2 separate regions of the Mus musculus genome follow, and region 2 is linked to region 1. Evidence: chromatin loops called from intact Hi-C (ENCODE). Cell type or tissue: left cerebral cortex. All regions are shown on one strand.

Evidence for each region. A loop is a pair of places that touch in the nucleus more often than their neighbours do. Peaks named below come from ENCODE experiments on the same cell type or tissue, not always from the same donor. Only the 100,000 strongest peaks of a DNase experiment are listed, where the experiment ranks them.
Region 2: it touches region 1 in a loop (2.1-fold over the local background); 1 of 42 quality-filtered maps calls a loop at or near these places.

What each region holds. Positions count from the first base shown.
Region 1 is chr1:58,503,241-58,507,240 of GRCm38, forward strand. Orc2 (origin recognition complex, subunit 2) reads right to left here and starts at 1,869. Exons shown (of 18, transcript NM_008765.3): 1 at 1,532-1,869. It overlaps Gm15834 (a long non-coding RNA gene), which reads left to right and starts at 1,876. Exons shown (of 4, transcript XR_865442.3): 1 at 1,876-4,000. In left cerebral cortex, a CTCF peak has its summit at 1,694; a DNase peak (open chromatin) is centred at 1,814; H3K4me3 peaks cover 2,231 bases; H3K27ac peaks cover 609 bases.
Region 2 is chr1:58,731,923-58,735,922 of GRCm38, forward strand. It overlaps Cflar (CASP8 and FADD-like apoptosis regulator), which reads left to right. Exons shown (of 10, transcript NM_207653.6): 5 at 331-404; 6 at 3,736-3,790. Among named protein-coding and RNA genes, the nearest start is that of Cflar, 21 kb to the left of the region's middle. In left cerebral cortex, no CTCF peak of the experiment used is centred here; a DNase peak (open chromatin) is centred at 2,181.

The DNA.
Region 1 (4,000 bases):
GTGTGTGTGTAACAATTATCTCATGAGTCCCAGACTGGTCTCCAACCATGTAGCCAAAGATAACTTTGAACTTCTGATTATGCCCCCACCTCCCATGTGCTAGATAGGTTACAGGCCTGTATCACTATCATTAGCATATGCAGTGCTGGGGTGGAGCTGTGGGCTTCCAGTGTGCTAAACCAAGCACTTCATCAACTGTATTACACCCCTAGTCCCTTAGTTTACTATTGTGAAGGTCTTACTTTATAATACAAGCCAGCTTTGAACTCATGACTTAGCAGCCTCAGTTTTAAGAGTAGTGGGATCATAGCTATGCCCCATTCCCAGATCTAGTATTTTAATCACTAGGTGAGCAGCCCTATATAGTCAAGGATAGCCACGAATCCTTGTTGTAAACGTGCTTAAACATTATGAGTGGTTTTTGCAAAATTTTCTGTAACTGTATTGTGATATTCTCAGCCACGAACTTTGTAAATGACAGCAACAAGGTATCCAAATGTCAAAAAGGCAGGGTATGCCTGTTCAGCCTCAAATGCATTTATACAACATCTCCGATTTTTAAGATATTTTATGTAATACAAACAAAATCACCTCAACTGAAATTCCTACCAAGACCTCCTAAGAGAATGTCCCCTTCTTTTCTGCAATTCCTCAGAAAAACACTACCTAACAGATACACAAGAAAACTGCAATCTGGGAGGCTGACTAGACAGCTCAGTGGCTAAAAGCACGTGTCCTGCAAGCGTCAGAATGGGAACTGAGATCCTTGTAGTCATTTAAAAGTTGAGGAGCACTCAGAACTGGGGAGGAGGAGAATGGGGTTCCCCGAGGCAAGCTGGTTAACCAACAAGGACCCGGTTAGAGTAAGACCCCGCCTCAGTTAAGAACGATCCAAAAAGACATCTAAAATTAACACACACTACCGGCACATATGCACCAACATCCACATGAATGCACATGCCCATAATCAACCAATGAAATGCAGATATCCACAGGGAGCATCTATAACGGATAGTGATTATCTGTAGGGCTAAAGGGTCAATTCTCTTCACAGTCAACTAACTACAAGGCAGCACCAAGTGTTGGCAGCCATGCACTTTCCTCTGGGAGTAAACACATTTTTCAAACCAAGCACTGCCCCAAGGAGACCTTTAGGGACACCCGGCCGGGACAACAGAACAGACTTCAGCAGTCGTTCCATCCCGCGATCCCTTGAGCTACATCCCTCCGAGTTCCTTCTCCTCTGGCAGAACACTGCCATTTTTGTTACAGTTCCTTTTCATTCTCTTCTCAAATAAAGGGCCGGGTTAGCCGGAAAGCAGGCACGGTCCGTGCAGGAGACTTCTCGCCACAGGACAGCCTTGGCTTTCGCAGACAGCGCCTCTCACCCAGGGGGGCTGCTCCCCAGCATCCTCCAGCCTGCGCCCGGCGGCCTCGTCATCTCCCGCCATGGTGGGCGAGCGGCAAGGCCACGGGTGTCGGGGGAAGCGCGCAGTGAGCCGCGGCTGCAGCAGGGCGCACTGGGACTCACCTCTCGAGTCCGAGCCGGCGGGAGGGAGAACGGCCGCGAGGCTCACTTGAGCCGCCAGCCAGGACTCCCGCCGCCGCGGAACACCCCAGAACGGCCCGGGGAGGCCAGCGTCTAGGGAAAGAGTCGACCGGTCCAAGCCGAACCTGCGCGCCCAGCAGGGCAAGGGAGCTGCGCGCAGCACACTGAATCCCCGGCCGCCGGTGGGCGGTGCCCTAAGAAACCAATGGGGAGCCGAGCCGCCCAGAGCGACGGCGCCGCAAGCCCGTTGACTCGGGCCATAGGCCCTCGCTCAGTCGGAAAACAGATCCCCCAACCAATAGTGGGTTCCCGGGCTTTCCTCATCTCTTCAGTTTCCGTTTCCGGGGGAAGGGACCGTGCGCGGAGCACGCCGGATCTCTGGAGAGACAAGTGTGTGCTAGCTGTCTGGAAGTTAAGGGCAGCGTCCCCGGTTGTACGGTTGGTTGGTGTTTTATGTCAATCTTAATATTGTTAGTCTAGCTGCTCTGAGGAAAAAAAAAAAAAAAAAAAAAAGATAATGAAGATGGATTCGCTTGAGGAACAGCGAATACCTGCTCGCATATGATGCAAAGGGATCTCAAGGGTTTGAGGGAGGGCGGAGCCAGAGCATGAACAAGAAAATAGGACCATACAACTAATGAAATAAAGACACGAAAAGGGGGCTTATACAGAGGAAATGAGAAGGAAAACGAGTGAATCTGGCTGGGATACATGAAAATATTTGTTTACTAACAGGACTACGTCATTTGGATTCGCTTATTCCGAACTTATCATACTTAGAACCAACAGTAAGAATACAATACTCAAGTAGAGGCACCTCTGAATAACTGAGCTTCTGGGTAATTGAACGAGAAGAAACTGAACATACAGTCTTGGGGAAAGTGCTAGAATAAGGCAGCTGAATACTTACTCATTCTTGCCAATGGATATAAACACACTGGCTATAAATGTGATGCCTAGAGAGCACAAATCCCAAAGTTCCAACCTTTGTATCATTTCATTGAGCTCTGAAAATCAAGCTCACAACTTGGGTTTGGTTCACTATCTTAACACCACCTTGTGGTTAGGTTTTTGTTTTTAACCATATCAAGGACCGTCCGGGGCTAGGCTGGTAACTGGGCTTCCAGGTGACCTGCCGGTGGTTTGCTTCTAGGTCTCATCAGAGCTACCTGGTGGCAAACTTCTATTGCACATGCATTGCGTTATTTCAAGTCATACAAAATGGTTTCCAAGTTACAGAGAATGATTTTTAAGTTATGTTCCTAACAGCAGGGCACAGGATTATATAATTATAAGACCAGAAGGAATCAGGAACACTTTCCTTAAAGGAAGAGATATGAAAACTAAGGCCTGAATTGATTTGAATTTTCTAGGAAGAAAAGCAAAATGAAAATAGATGAATAAAGTGTCAAAGTGTCAGATATTATGAATTACAAGTTGGTACTTAAGGGACTGGCCACATTTGTATTGAAAGATTATCTGTGGAATATAATAGTGGGAAGGAAGAAATGGAGTCAGACTTTTTGGGAGCTGTTTAGAACAGTGGTTCTCAATCTTCTAATGCTGGACCCTTTAACACTTCCTCATGTTGTGGTAACCCCTGATCATAACGTTTTTGTTTGTTTCTTTTTGCTACTTCATAACTGTAATTTTACTACTGTTATGAATCATAAATGTAAATATTTCTGGAGATAGGGGTTAGCCAAAGGGGTTATACTTCACAGGTTGAGAACCACTGGTTTAAAGATTCCAATTGAGAAATGTGAGGATACTTTACATACATCCGTATTTCACTTTTGTTGGACAAATTATTTAATCCGGACCCAAATTACTACCCACCTTTGATCATTTAGTTTCCGGATAAAACATACACACAACCTTTATAAACCTTAAACAGCACAAGAGCTGGGCAGATACCTACCCTCTATGCTATTAGAATCTATTTTCCTATAGATAACCCAAGTTATTACTTACTATGTTTCATCAATAGGAGGGAATTCATGCCAGGTACTGTTGAAGGGCCACAACTTGACAAGACAGACTCCATCTTGTAACCAGACCTCCATTTTATACACTAGGCCCTGTTCTCGGTTAAACTCTAATTTATTAAAAAACAAACAAACAAACAAACAAACAAAAAAACAGCTGGGTATGGTGGTGCACACCTTTGATCCCAGCACTCGGGAGGCAGAGGCAGGCGGATTTCTGAGTTCGAGGCCAGCCTGGTCTACAAAGTGAGTTCCAGGACAGCCAGGGCTAAACAGAGAAACCCTGTCTTGAAAAACAAAAAACAAAACAAAACAAAAAACAAACAAAAAACCCCCCAAAAAACAAAAAAAAAACAAAAACATACAAACAAATAAAAAACCTTTCCAGGAAGGAACCACCCTAGACATGATCCACCAGCAAGAAAATACCTAACGCTCTATATCTGTGTAGATAGATATAGAT
Region 2 (4,000 bases), 230 kb after region 1:
ATATATATATGTATATATATGTATATATATGTATATATATATACATGTGTGTGTGCACTCACTTGCTTATGAGCCCCATGTGTGAGTTGTTTCTTTCCTTTCACCATGTGGGTTGTCAGACTTGGTGGCAAGTGCTTTTACCTCTGGAGTCAGCCCACCAGCTCTTTTAGTCACCCTGACTGATGGCAGAAGAGTCATCTAATTGATGTTTTGAATTCAGGCAAGGGCAGGTTTAAGGTGTTTTGAAAGACGACGGTTGACTGGGACTGAAGCATTGTTGAAGACTCACGTGACAGTTTATGAACCTTAGCCCTCTTTCTGTCTTCATAGGCCAAGGAGCAAGATCAAATATGAATACTCTCCAGGCTTCGCTCCCAAAATTGAGTATCAAGTATAACTCAAGGGTGAGTCTGGAGCCAGTGTATGGAGTACCAGCATGAACCAGTCTCAGAGATGTAATAAAAATAAACATCTCATTTCATATGCTGTAATAGCTAAACAAATTCTGATAGATATGTGTTTGATTAAGAATGTGTATAATTTCTTATGATTATAAACCTTAGTAGTGTTCAAAAATATATTTGGAAAAATTTATGAAATATATAACAAGAAAATAATTTTTGTGCCCATTATCTGGGCATGACTACTGTGGAAAGCTTTCTTTTAGTCTCTGTCCTATGTGCATTAGCAAATGTGTCTATTTATACAGTTGAATATCTTTTTCATTCTTTGTTTCTTTGAAGAGTCAATTTTAAAAATTAAAGTAGGTAGAATGTACCCATAGAAAGAAAAAGTTAAATGTCCCCAAAGAGATTTTAAAGTTGTTTCCTTCTACCTCACGGAACTCATGTCCTACCTCCTTCCTGTTAAGGAGACTAATCTAGACCAGTTTCTTCTATAACCATGCACAGAGAATCTACCCACAGAGTGTCTACTTTTATACAAGTGGTAGCATATCATGTCTGCTCTTCTGAACAGAGACTCCTTAGATATTGTTCCATATAGTTAATAGGAGATTGTTTCGACTTAATTATTATTTGTATTATTTTGAATGATACCCCTACCCTTTTATCTTCTTTTGAGACAAGAACTTACCTGTAATCCAGCCTGGCCTGGAATCCATTATGTAACCTAGGCTGGCCTTGAACTTGCAATGAGCCTCCTCTTGCTTCAGCCTCCTCGGGCTCATGGCTTCCATTTTCTGCATGTACTAAAATGTATTTAGTTCTTTCTTGCTGATGTATAAATTGCCTCCTTTCCTTTGTTACTAGAAACAATGCTGCAAAATAAACTTCCTGATTCTTATCTCTTTGTGCATTTGCTTTTAAAAAGACTATTTAGAAACTATTTTTACTTATTTATTTTAATTTGCATATATGCTTGTGTGCCTGCATGAATTTTTGTGAACCATTTGTGTATGCATGTGTGCCTGCATGAATTTATGTGTTCAGGAGCCCATTGAGGTCAGAAGTAAATATCAGCTCTTCTAGGACTGGAATTAAAGGCAGTTGTGATTCACAATGTGGGTGCTGGGAATTGAACCCAGGTCCTCTGAAAGACCAGGCAGCACTCTTAGCCTCTGACCCATCTCTCCAGTCTCCCATTTGCCCTTTTCCTGAGTATCATTTTAATTTGGCAAACTTTTTTTTAAACTGAGTGTCATAAAAAGAGATTTCTTTCTCTAGTTAATGATCATAAATGTCCCATGGTTGTTTATAGTTATGTTCTGAGGAGGGCAAACTCTTGTGCTTGCCCCCTGGTCCATCTTTTCTTGTGAGAAGAACAGTGGTATAACATTAACCTAACCCCTTTAAAGTGATGCGGACTTCAAGGTGGACTTAGACTGGACTGGTTGAATTATAAACTTCTGTAAATGTGTATCATGAGAACATTGCACTGAGCAATAGACTTGCAAAGCTAAGTGGCTGTTAAGAAGTGTACTGCCCACCCACCCACGCACTCACTAACACAAGGACACATATGTCTAAAGCAGTCAGTCCATCTACCTCACACAGGCCAGCCCAGCCCTGTGCCTATTCTACTCTTTCCCACTGGATCTATAAACTACAGTCACCCCATTGCTTAAGGACAGCTTTTTAATTTGTCCTTCTAGTCTCTGATACCTTTAGGTACAATCCTTGAGGGTTTTCTGAGCTTTCTCCCACCATCTGGGAGATTATTCTAATGTACACTGTCATTCTTAGTTAGAATCCTTCATATCTTCACTTCTGTGTTCCCGTTCTGCAAGTGCAGCGTCTTCGCTGTGTCGCCTGCTCGGGGATCCAGCTTTGTGCTTGCTTTCTCTTTCCACTTGCTGAATCTACCACGTGACCTGATGTCTCATGTAGTAAGCAGGCTCTAGGACATAGGAATCTGGCAACTCTCTCACAAGATTTAGGGCCTGCATATATAACTGGGCTATGCTTTGGCTCCTCTAAGGCTACATAAGTGCTTCAGAAATGACAGTGGCATTACCTGACACAAGAATCTGCCAAATCAAAAGAAGTTATATGACTGCACTGTAATGCTTTTGAAGTCTAGCTTTGATCTGATCCCTTTTCGATAGCACCTGAAAGTCAATGTCCATGGGTTTGTGGTGGGGTGCCAAGGACCAGGTTCCGATTAAGTTATGGATTATTCCAGAGTTGGGGGAACCATAGCTTGCATGTCTTTCTTCAGTTTATACACAGATGAACTCTCAGACACAGCTTAATGGACAGTGTACTTCTTTGGCTAGGTATGCTGCTGTTGATCAGATGGTAGCAGGAAGTGATGTCATCTTACAGAAGCCCTGCCCTCTGAGGAGAGAGAAGAATCAGTTCACTCTTTCAGGAGTGGGTCAACTCGATTGCCATGACACACACATCACTGTTTTTATAGCTCGGAAACCATGTTTTTCAAAAGCCAGAATTGGACATTATTTATTTAGTTTGTAGTGCTATCAGCTGGACCCAGGGCTTTGGGTACAGACATTTATTAAGTGCTTCTGTGCCCGCTATGCTGTGCTGCATGTCTGTGAATATTTAAACACCATGGATACCCTTTTTAGCTGAAGCTGGTGAAATGGCTTAGCACTTCAGACCACAGGCTCGATTCTCAGCACCCATATGGTGGCTCACAACGGTCTAACTCTAGTTCCAAAGGTTCTAATGCCTCTTCTGAGCTCCATGGATCCCAGGCACACACAGAGGCACATACATGCACACAAAACACTCATCCACGTGAAAACACAAAGCTACCGTATATATGCTAGGTATCATTCTGTTCTTGAGAAGATAAAGAGGTAAAGGACTACAAAAGTTGAACTGGCAGAGTTGGGATTCACAGACAGAGGTTCATGGCCTAAAACTCACACCTGCAGTCAAGCTGTGCTTTGCCCGGTGTTAAAGGAATAGATTAGATGGCAGGCTCAGTCCCAGCATATTCCAAGTTGGGACCTTCTAACACCCATGCTGTACTTGTAAGACCTGGTTTAGAGCTGTTCTGAAGCAATATTCTATGCATCCCACCCTCCTAATGTTTTCATTTCTTAATGGGAAACTGATGTGATCTTTGACAATATAGTCTGGAATTTATGGAGTTAACAGTCCCTGCACTTCATTTTTAGGTAACTGTGAAGGTGATATTTTTATTCCCCCCCTCCCCGTGTAAAAATATCAAGCTATTTAAAGAGGTGTAACATAGTGAGTCTCTGAAGAAACTAACACAGTGTGACCTTCTGTTTTATATTTGAAGCTCCAGAATGGGCGAAGTAAAGAGCCAAGATTTGTGGAATACCGTGACAGTCAAAGTAAGCCATCAATTTCTTTTATTTATTCTTGATAAATGCTTAATAATTTAAGGGCAAGGAGGTGAGGTATGTAGTTCAGTTGGGAGAGCACTTGTCCAGCATGAATGAGGCCCCAGGTTTGATCCTCAGCACTGGGGAAAAAATGTACACATTGTGGTGTGTGGTGAGCCATGCTTATTGACCTAGGTGCTGGAGAGTTGAAGTGGGAGC